Linked DNA regions of Homo sapiens: region 2 is linked to region 1. The links are chromatin loops, found by intact Hi-C in ENCODE. Cell type or tissue: endothelial cell of umbilical vein. All regions are shown on one strand. Each heading gives the region's core, and the rest is flanking DNA. Links, peaks and the distances in the headings are about the cores only. Region 1 has its middle 100 kb from the start of LINC02543. Region 2 overlaps LINC02543 (long intergenic non-protein coding RNA 2543).

Region 1 (5,383 bases), core at 115-5,114:
GCATTTTAGAAAAGTGACACAAGTACCTAATTCGTCATTTCTTTTAAGTTTGCTAGAGAAAAAAAATTCTACTTCTCTCTCAAAACTGTGATTTCAACTGAGCAAACTTAGACATGAGTTATCACTATCCTTTTAAAGCAATTTTAATTTCCATTTGATGGCCTTTTCTTATATTCAGTTACTGTAGCTTTAAGAAAGAAATCTTTCCACACATTATCTGAAGTCATTTTCTTGGGGCTTGCTAGAACAAATTAGAAAAGCACGATGGATAATTAAACTAAATATTGTGTGTAGAGTTAATCCAAATTCCAGAGCAGTAAGCTTTACTGAAAAATAATTACAATAAAATATAAACACAGAAGTGATGGGGTGATCCAAACTTTCAACTTGACATTTGCTAGGGAGTTTGCCTCACAGTAGGGGATGAAGTCATCTCAGACCTGACTTTCCCCAAAGCCACAAAGTCCACACTTGGGTTGGGAAGATAAGTTGACTGGGAAGAAACCTTGACCCTGAGGCCCAAGTCTAGTTAGAAGAGAGACAAGAGTCTTCTTCTCTCTATTGCTGTAGCTTAGTGCAGGATTAAGAGAGGAAAGCAGCCATGGAAGGGAGACGGTTACATCAGAGGCCTTTGAACCAGAGTGACTCCATCTTGAATAGGGGCTGGGTAAAATGAGGCTGAGACCTACTGGGCTGCATTCCCAGGAGGTTAGGCATTCTAAGTCACAGGATGAGATAGGAGGTCAGCTCAAGGTACAGATCATAAAGACCTTGCTGAGAAAACAGCATGCAGTGAAGAAGCCAGCCAAATCTCACCAAAACCAAGACAGCAATAAAAGTGACCTCTGGTCGTCCTCAGTGCTCATTATTCACTGATTATGATACATTAGCATGCTAAAAGACACTCTCACCAGTGCCATAACGGTTTACAGGTGTCATGGCAACATCCGGAAGTTACCCTATATGGTCTAAAACAGGGAGGAACCCTCAGTTCCAGGAATTGACCACTCCTTTCCCAGAAAACTCATGAATAATCTGCCCCTTGTTTAACATATAATCAAGAAATGACTATAAATGTCCTTAGACAAGCAGCCAGTGCTGCTGCTCTGCCTATGGAGTAGCTCTTCTTTATTCCTTTACTTTCCTAATCAACTTGTTTTCACTTCACTCCATGAACTCGCCCCAAATTCTTTCTTGTACAAGAACCAAGAACCCTCTCTTGGGGTCTGGATCAAGACCCCTTTCCGATAAGTTACAGCCTAATGGGTTATGTGTACAGACTCTACCTTAGAGCTGCCTAGGTTCAAATCCCAGCTCTGCCAGACCTCAGCTGTGTAACCTTGGGTATTACTCAGCTTCTCTTTGCCCAGGGTGAAACAGTAATAGCACCTACCTTACAAGGTTGCTGTGAGGATAATTCATGAGCTAATATAGACAAAGCACTTAGAATAGTGCCTCCCACTTAATCAGTGCTATGTAAGTGTTTATGTGGGGGCCATAGGCTCTTGGCCCTCTAAAGATTCACTAAAAAAAGTCACTGACATGAGGCAGGTTGATTAATAGCAGAAAAGGTATACAATTTAGCATGTCTATACAGGAACTTTCAGAATGAAGATCCAACCCAACAATACAGAAGCTTTTATACTATCTGGAGATTAAAGAAAGAATGACGACTCAGTGCCTGCCCCCAAACAGGTTTTGGTGGCAGGACAGTTTAAGGGCCAGAGAAAGAAATAGGCTTGGTCAGCAGAGCTGGCATTATTATGTAGATAAAGGCTCCCTCAAAGGTACATGTTTCTTTTTAGACTTTTAAAGGTGTAAGACTCTGAATCTCTCCTAGAGCCTGGTTGTGTTAATGGAGATTCTCTACAGATGCAGATTTTACCCCATAAAAGACAGCTTTGCAAGGCCATTTCGCTTTGCCAGCTCTGCAGCAGCCATTTCAAAATATGTTAAAGAAATATATTTTGGGGTAAAATATTTTGATTTCCTTTACTTACATGAAAGAATGATAGAAATCTTCACATCTGTCTTCAGCATATTGGTTAATTTTTTTTTTTTTTTTTTGAGACGGAGTTTCGCTCTTGTTGCCCAGGCTGGAGTGCAATGGCGTGATCTCGGCTCACTGCAGCCTCCACCTCCCGGGTACAAGCAATTCTCCTGCTTTAGCTTCCTGAGTAGCTGGGATTACAGGCACGCGCCACCGCGCCCATCCAATTTTGTATTTTTAGTAGAGACGGGGTTTCCCCTTGTTGGTCAGGCTGGTCTCGAATTCCCAACCTCAGGTGATCCACCCACCCTGGCCTCCCAAAGTGCTGGGATTACAAGCATGAGCCACCATGCCCAGCCTGGTTAATTTTTAATTTTTAAAAGTTGCTCTGCAGCAGAAGCTGCTCAACAGGACAAATGCAGTCTGTGCAGTTGCTTTCTGGGTACCCAAGGTGTGTATGGTGGTGGTGGTGGTGGTGTCTGAACTAATTGCCAAAATTTTAAAATAGGGAAATATGTAAAAATACAGGTTTCCATCTGTTTTTGAAAAATAGAAAGATCTGGTCATGCTAGGCTCACATTCTGCCTAGTTACTATCGGCTGGAGCTGAGTGGAGCTGGCTATTAAATAAAATATGTGCTCCCTGATTTGTCATGGTCTCTACAGAGCCTGCTTTACTGTAGGCAACTGAATTCGTAATACTTAATTTTGAGTTAGCGATCAGCAAATCATAGCCTATGGGCCAAACCCAGCCCACTGTCTGATTTTATAACTAAAGTTTTCTTGAAATAGGGTACTCATTCATTTACATATTGCCTATGGCTGTTTTCAACTACATGGCAAAGTTGAGTGGTTACAACAGAAATCATGACTCACAAAGCCTAAAATATTTACTATACTATCTGCCTTACAAAGTTTGTTGACCCCTGTTTCTAAGGTATTGTCTTTCAGTAAATAGATTGCTTAAAAATAGCTTATTTTTATATTTTAGAAAATATATAGTGCATTCAAAATTTGAAAATGTATGCTTATTATTTAGAGGGAGAGTGAATTATCTTCAATCAAAAAAATTGACGCACTTAGGAGCTTGTAGGCTCAGGAGCTTCCGATGACTATTATTCCTTATCTCCCTCTGGTGGTAAAATGCATAAATTGCAGGCACAGTTAAGCCATGACACCGTCTTAAGGACATGTATTTTGTTGTTGATTGCAGAATTCTTATCCTAGAGCACCATATGAAGTGGCTATTTCCTCTCACTCCATCTTGAAAAACTTGAATATTTCTTCTTACTTCCTCAGTATGAAAATAAAACTGGGCCAAAACATAAAAATCAGTTGTCTGTAAATCATAATCGTTAGAAAAAATTATCAAAAAATCATATGATAGTAATAAACATTTCTTCCCTCATAAAGTTTATTTTTTAAAACATGGAATATCATTATTTTACTGAAACACTTTCAGATAAATATAATATATTTTATGCATTACTTATATGTAGACCTGTTATTAATTATGCTACTAATTCATACAGTACACCAAAACCCCATAATATGCTTGCATAAGCATTCAGGTAACTCTGCATTTGTACTTGGAATACCTATGTATTCATTCCTGGAGAATAAGGCAGCAAGGTTTATCCCACACAGATAGACCCCAAATGTTATCTGGGATGTCTGCCAAATTAAACCATTAGATTCCAGTGACGATATCTATTGACAACTCCTTTCTCAATTAGTTTTGGGAGAATTAATTAATCTATTATGACATGGTTCAGTTCCTATTATTTGTCTCTATTAAATACAGTTTAATGAGAGTTTCTCTACATTTTTTTTAGCAGAGACCCAAGCAAGGAATTAATATTAATGTTCTATTAGATTCTTTTCATCCCTGAGGACATCTTCTGCATCATGAACATGAGGTAGAGTCTACATGGTGTAGAGTTTGTTGAATATATATCCAATATACTCTTGCCTGTGGATTCTGTCTCATGAAAAGTGCTTAATTAATATTTGTGAAATGAATGAATGAATGGATAAAGTGCTAGGAACAGGAATGGGGAAGGGCTGAAAGACAAGTCAACTCTGCAGGGAGTTCTGAACATAAGACAATCTTTCAGAACTGTCCTGGGTTGGGGCAAGAGGGCTATGCTTTTATCACTTCCCTGGCACCCTATTTCAATAAGTCATTGGATGAGAGAAAGCCCAGGATGTGTTGGAGGTGTATCCTTGGGCAAATTAGCTCTCTTTATTTAAGGCATCCTCTGAAGGGGGCTGACAGCTGAAGGCTGCCTGCCAACAGCACTCCCTCCAGCTGAAATCATTCATTCAAGAAGCAGGATCTCGGAGGCACATTACAACATCCACAGCATCTACCACATGGTGATTGCTCAATAAGTGTTAACCCCTACTCCATAAATAGTTGCCCAGTGAATGAATAAAAAATGAGCTGACTCCTATATCCTTGGTAAGTGACATATCTAGTCATTTATGCTTCATTATTCTTTTTTTTATGTTTTTATTTTTATTTTTTTTTGAGACAAGGTCTAGCTCTGTTGCCCAGGCTGGAGTACAGTGAGGCAATCTCAGCTCACTGCAATCTCCACCTGTTGGGCTCAGCAATCCTCCCACCTCAGCCTCCTAAGTAGCTGGGACTAAGGTGTGTGCCGCCACGCCCAGCTAATTTTTGTATTTTTTGTAGAGCCAAGATTTTGCCATGTTGCCCAAGCTGGTCTCGAACTTGCGAGCTCAAGCAATCTGCCTGCCTCAGCCTCCCGAAGTGTTGAGATTACAGGCAGGAGCCACTGTGCCCTGCCTATGCTTAGTTATTCTAAAATTGTATCTCTCTGTGGACATTTAGGGAAAGAGAATGTTCCTTCCCCGTCTTTCATGCCAGTCAGAGCCTCTATTCCAGGGTGACACAATGCGGGTGGTCAGGGAATGCTGTTCTATGGCCACAGCTTAAAGGCCCTGTGGGGTCTCTACCTAAGGGACTCCAGCCATCAGGAGCAAAGAACAATGCTATCTGTAGAGGAGGGATTTGGTAGATGGGATTTTACCAGCACTCTTAACATTGGATCACAGCCGAATCTCAGGCAGATTCTAAATATTGAAATCCTCTATTGTTACTATTTTGTTTCATTTCATTTAATTATTAATTTTTTTTTTTTGAGATGGAATTTCTCTCTTGTTGCCTAGGCTGGAGTGCAGTGGCGTGATCTCAGCTCACTACAACCTCCGCCTCCTGGGTTCACGCCATTCTCCTGCCTCAGCCTCCCGAGTAGCTGGGATTACAGGCGCGTGCCACTGTGCCCGGCTGATTTTGTATTTTTAGTGAAGACGGGGTTTCTCCATGTTGGTCAGGCTGGTCTCCCAACTCCCGACTTCAGGTGATCTG
Region 2 (5,383 bases), core at 228-5,227, 100 kb before region 1:
CTTCTTTTCTCTGCTTTGCTTTCTGCCCTAGTTCTTCCAGCTCTTCCCCTTGTTACATTATTCATGGCTTTTATTTCTCACTTAGTAATTTATTTTAATTTTTATTCATGTTTTTATGCTCACTTAACCCAGGTCCTTATCTTGAAAAATGACTACTCTGGAGTGACCAGAGAAGGAAGAAATAGCAAGCTATTAGTCCTTTTTAAAACAAGAGAATTCCAAGATTATTGCATTTAAAAAACTTTTCAACAGCTGCAACTGAGTTTGCCATTAAACAGTGGTTCTTAATCTGGGCTACACATTGGAACCATTTGGGCAGTTTTGGAAAAAAAACCCCGATGCCTGGGTCTCCCCTCCAGAGATTCTGTTTTAATTGGCCCGAGGTAAGTTTTAAAAGCTGCCCAGGTGATTCTAATGTGCAGCCAGGGTGGTGTGTCCTTACCACAGACAACGCTGCAGAAGCGAGGCTGCCTCAGAAGTTCAGACCCCCTCCCACTCCTCTTTCAGCACAATGATCGTCCTTGCAGATTTCCTCTAAGTGAGAGAAGCTGGGCTCATGTCCTTGCCCCACCACTGTGTAACCCTGGGTCGGGGCCTTTATCCTTCTGAGTCTCAGTTTCTTCATCAATAAGAGTAACAAACTCAACCGTGATGAGGCTGCAAGGTGGGCCCACCCACGATGCTGCGGGTTAGAATTCCTGGTCAGCAGTGCATAGGGTCAGGGTGAGCTCAGGAGAAATGGAAGAAAACTGAACCAATTAATGGTGCCTGTAGCCATGCAGAGACCCTGTTTCTATCACCAATATGCCCCTGATGTTGGCACTGAAGAGAAGATACCTTTTAGGACCCCAGACTGACTCTTTCCAGCTTCCAGCTCTCAGAGCCTCTGTGGGCACCAGGTAAGTGTTCAGAAAGCCTTCCTTGACCACCAACATATACATCAGCAAAGCTTTCAACTCCGTCACACAGAGCTTGAGGTGGTCCAGCTGAATTCTTTCCTCTGCTGGTCATGATGTGCACCACAGAATTGGAGGGAAACCAGCATGTGCCAGGGAAGCCAGCTAGGGAGGGGACAGAGGCTCCCCTTCCTTCGCTGCTTAGGGGCCTTCAAGTCAGCGCCCTTCTGCCATGAAGCAGAGGGTCTATGAACATGGACAAGGCACTAATGCAGATTTCCTATAAAGACCTTCATTGGAGAAAATAGAGCCAGATCTTCTAACCAGACCCCAGCGATGTCTCCCCTTGCAGTAAGATGATGCCTTGCTTTACACAGATCCTTTGCCGAGAAGCAGATGTGTTTAATATAAAAGAAAGAAGAGGAGAGAGAAGACATTGTCATGCATGAATTTACCATTCCGTGACACTCAAAATTCAGTGCCTCTCAGGGCATTTGTCCTTGCTTTTCTCCTCCTGGGATATTCATAGTTCATTCCTTCTGTGCTCAAGTATCATCTCCTTACTATCCCCCACCCACCCCCCACCCCCGTCCCTTCTTATCTCCTTCCTCTGCTATTTTTCTCTATCACAATGACCACTACCACTACTTATCATGATATTATTTATTTGTTACTTGCTTACTCGACCCTGAGCTCCATGAGGAATAGATTTTGCTCATCTTGTTTATAGCTCTGCCCCAGTGCCTGGCAAAATAAATATAAGCAAAGAGCATGAATGAATGAATGAGCATGTGCATGAAACCTTGGGAGGCAGAGTGTCTGCTTTCACAGTCCCAGACAACACGGCTTCTGTGCCACTGCCGGTACCCTTGCTCCCCGGCTGAGCTGTATTCTTCTCCATAGGATTTACCACTTTCTGACTGACTTTGTTATTTGTTTACTTCCTATCTTCCCCACTGAAATGTAAACTCCACGAAGGAAGGGACTTTTGTTTTCATCTTTACTAGCCTTTGTTTTATTCCCAAAGTCAGGATGGCACCTGGCAATGTAGTGGGAATTTAATAAATATCTATTGTCAAAGAAATGATTACTTCATTCAGGAGAAGGTGATGCCAATCAATCCCTGGCAAAAGTGGTGTTTTTCAAGTGCCTCCTTTGTCATCAGCCTCTGTTTTTGTTTTGTTTTGTTTTTGTTTGTTTGTTTTTACTGTTTTACTCTTCTTGAGAACACTGCCTCCATCCATAGTTCCCAGTGGCTGTTAGCCCCTCCCTCTCCTCCCAAGTACATGCAGCAGGTCTCCACATCAGTCTTTGACAACACCTCTGCGTTCCCTCTGTACTTTGCTCTCGCTGTTTCATCTTTGAATGCTTTTCTTTCCCCATCCACTAAAAGCCTCCTTATCCCTCCGAGCCAGCTCTTTCCTGGAGCCTTTTCCTGACCCACAGCCAGAAGTGCACTTTTCCTCCTCTGAATCTCTACAGGACTTGGTACCTCTCAAGTGGTTCTTAGGACACATTAGAAGACATGATCAGATCTTTGGAGATTATGTCAGTGACACCGTAACCCAAGACTGTAACCCTAAGACAAGAAGGAGCAGGCTCAGTGGCAGGGAATTAGCTGCCAGCTTACTCTCATGCTCACACAAGAACCTTCAGGCATCACCAACATATTTCTGCCTACATAGCTGAGGCCACTTCAGACTCTGGGCCGCACTGTCTCATCTATCCTGAAGCTTTGGAAAATCCCAATGGCTTGCTGTGTGCAGGGATAGAAGCAGAAGATCCCAGAACTTCCCCAAACTGCAGCTCTCACTTCTCCCTCCAGCCCCTAACCTCTACCCCAGCCTCTCAATCCCTGGCGGAAGGTCTCAGGACCAGAGGACTTTGTTTTTCTCTTTCAGACTGCTCCAATCTTCTCTCCCTCCTCCAGAAGCCCAAATTCTGGCACTCTCTCACAACCTGCAGACAACTCTATGAGCAAACATCCTCCCTCCTCTACTCATCAAATTAGTATTTCATCCCTTCATTTCCTGGTAGCCAACAGCTTACATTGTGAGCTGCAGATTTCTACAGATTCAAAAGCCTAAGGCTTCTGAAGACAGAGTTGCCCACTTAAAACTGACTGTGGAATTAGGGGTCACTAATATGAGTTATTTCAACACTTCCCTGATGCTTTTTCTCCCGTCTCTCCACCCGCAATGTTTGCAGGAAGCGTGATGCAGTCAAGAATGTGGGTGCACATTTCTATCTTCTCAAGAAAAGTGTTATTGGGAGTGGGAACTAGTGACACGTGACAGGATTTTGATAGATGAAGTGTTTTCAGACTTAAAGATTATTCAAGGCAAGCAGATTTCCTTTATGCTTCTTCAGAGGCAAATTTCATGTCTGTATATTGTTATTTCTACTTTTGATGCCCTAGCCCTTTTTAACCCTTTTATGTAGTCTCTTGCCCATTCACAAGTTGCATTCTCAGGGGGCATATTTTTCAGAGAAACAACAGTAATAAGGTTTGTGTGCTGTCCTGTAATATCCCATTTTGCTAATATAGCTAAATTCATATTATTCATTTATTCATGAATTCACTTCTCATTCATTCATTCACTTAATAAATATGCATTGAGCCAGTGCAATGGCTCATGTCTATAATCCCAGTACTTTGGGAGGCTGAGTTGGGAGGATCCCTTGAGGCCTGGAGTTCAAGACTAGCCTGGGCATCACAGCGAGACCCTGTCTCTACAAATAAATAATAATAATAATTATAATAAGCCAGGTGTGGCAGTGCACATCTGTAGTCTCAGCTATTCAGGAGGCTGAGGCAAGAGGATTTGTCGAGCCCAGGAGGTCAAGGCTGCAGTGAGCTATGATCATGCCACTTCACTCCAGCCAGGGCAGCAGAGTGAGACGCTGTCTCTAAATATATATATATATATATATATGTATATATAAAATATAATATGTATGTATATGTGTGTGTGTATATATACACACACACACACATACATACACACACACGTGCATTGAGCAACAACTATATGTCAAGTGGACCCCACTGGTGAACAAGAGGGACACAGGGCCTGCTGTCATGGATCTTACATGGAGGTGAAGGGAGCCAGATAATAATGACCTGCAATAACATACAATTGTAGACTAGAATAGACGCCCTAACTTGAGAAAGTCTACTTTAGATAAGACAGTCAGGGGAAAAAAAATCTTGATTTTTGAGCTAAGAAAAAAAAAGAGCAGAGTTCAAGGAGCCTTCCAGGCAGAATGTACATAGATACAAAGGCCCCAATGCAAAAGATGAGTCATGTGTTGGACGAACAGAAAGAGGCCAGTGTGACAGAAGCTTGGTGAGCTGGCTGCCCTGGGAAGAGGAAGGGGTCTGCAATTGCCTTCTGGTCTCCAGGCCCATGAGAAGCCTTCCCATTTGCAACACAACTCCCTGACTTGCTTGAATGGGTGGTATATTCATTAATTCCAGAATGCCTGTACTTCAGATATTCCAAGCATTGATATGAACCTCTCCTGGAAAAAAAAACAAAACACAAAATTTTGTTCAGGGAGACTAAAAATCTTTGCCTCTTGAAACCTCCTTACAGCCAAAGTCACATTTTTCTCAACATAGGAGACTCGAGTTTCTTGCTGGTACATTATTGGGTTCCACAAAGTACAAAGTAGAATCTGAATTGATAACAAACACAGCTGCTGTCCTTGGATCATGCGGACTCTAAATGTGGTCTTGGAGGAGTAACGAGCATGTTCTCAAAAGTGATCTTGCCCTTCACATAATTACCAGTAGAACAGCAATGCCACATGCTGTATTCAGAGATAACCTTATTTTTCTTTCTTTTATATCTCTTGAATCTTTTATCATACAACAAAAGCAACATAAAATTTGGCTCACCACTACTGTGCTGTGTTTCTGATTAGTAAGAGATAATTCATTGGCATAGTCCTTGGCAAATGCTCAGTTAACATTAGTTGTAGTCATTATCAGACAAAAAAGACAAATCACAACTTAACTCTGAAGATTTTAGGTGCTCAAAGGACAAAGCTCTCTTAAATTTTACCCAAGTGAAATCTCCAATCATTTTTCTTTGAGACGGAAACTACAACCTTCAAATTGTGCGTAAGCACATTTCCTTTTGAAGCTCAAAATAATCCTGTATTTTCAAAACAAAGCAAATAGGCCTCCATCATTAAATGTGGCTTTGTTTACTTGTGTAGTTTCCTTTCATTCTTGTAGGTCAAATGTTATTATCATCATAGTTGACTCAACTTTTGTTTCAAGCTTAATTCGGTTTTAAAAACCTAATCTGTTCCATTCCAGATCTTTCTCAATGAAGTCTCAACCTCATTTACAGTGGAAAGTTTGTAGGTGTAACAAACCTTTTGTTTGGTGGAAGGGAAAACAAAAATACCACGGCCACCTCTGAGGTCTGGCTCAGAGGAAAACTGCTCTGCCCTGCTTCCTCTCTGACCTCTTG

What was found. Hi-C counts contacts between places; a loop is a spot of excess contacts. Peaks named below come from ENCODE experiments on the same cell type or tissue, not always from the same donor. Only the 100,000 strongest peaks of a DNase experiment are listed, where the experiment ranks them.
Region 2: it touches region 1 in a loop (2.4-fold over the local background); 2 of 110 quality-filtered maps call a loop at or near these places.

The regions. Positions count from the first base shown.
Region 1 is chr6:15,891,510-15,896,892 of GRCh38, reverse strand. No RefSeq gene overlaps it. Among named protein-coding and RNA genes, the nearest start is that of LINC02543, 100 kb to the left of the region's middle. RefSeq lists an enhancer at 341-635. In endothelial cell of umbilical vein, for the core only: a CTCF peak has its summit at 3,133 (motif pointing left); a DNase peak (open chromatin) is centred at 3,122; H3K27ac peaks cover 105 bases.
Region 2 is chr6:15,995,054-16,000,436 of GRCh38, reverse strand. LINC02543 (long intergenic non-protein coding RNA 2543) reads right to left here. Exons shown (of 2, transcript NR_183311.1): 1 at 5,286-5,383; 2 at 1-1,276. Among named protein-coding and RNA genes, the nearest start is that of LINC02543, 2.8 kb to the right of the region's middle. In endothelial cell of umbilical vein, for the core only: no CTCF peak of the experiment used is centred there; DNase peaks (open chromatin) are centred at 2,306 and 4,226.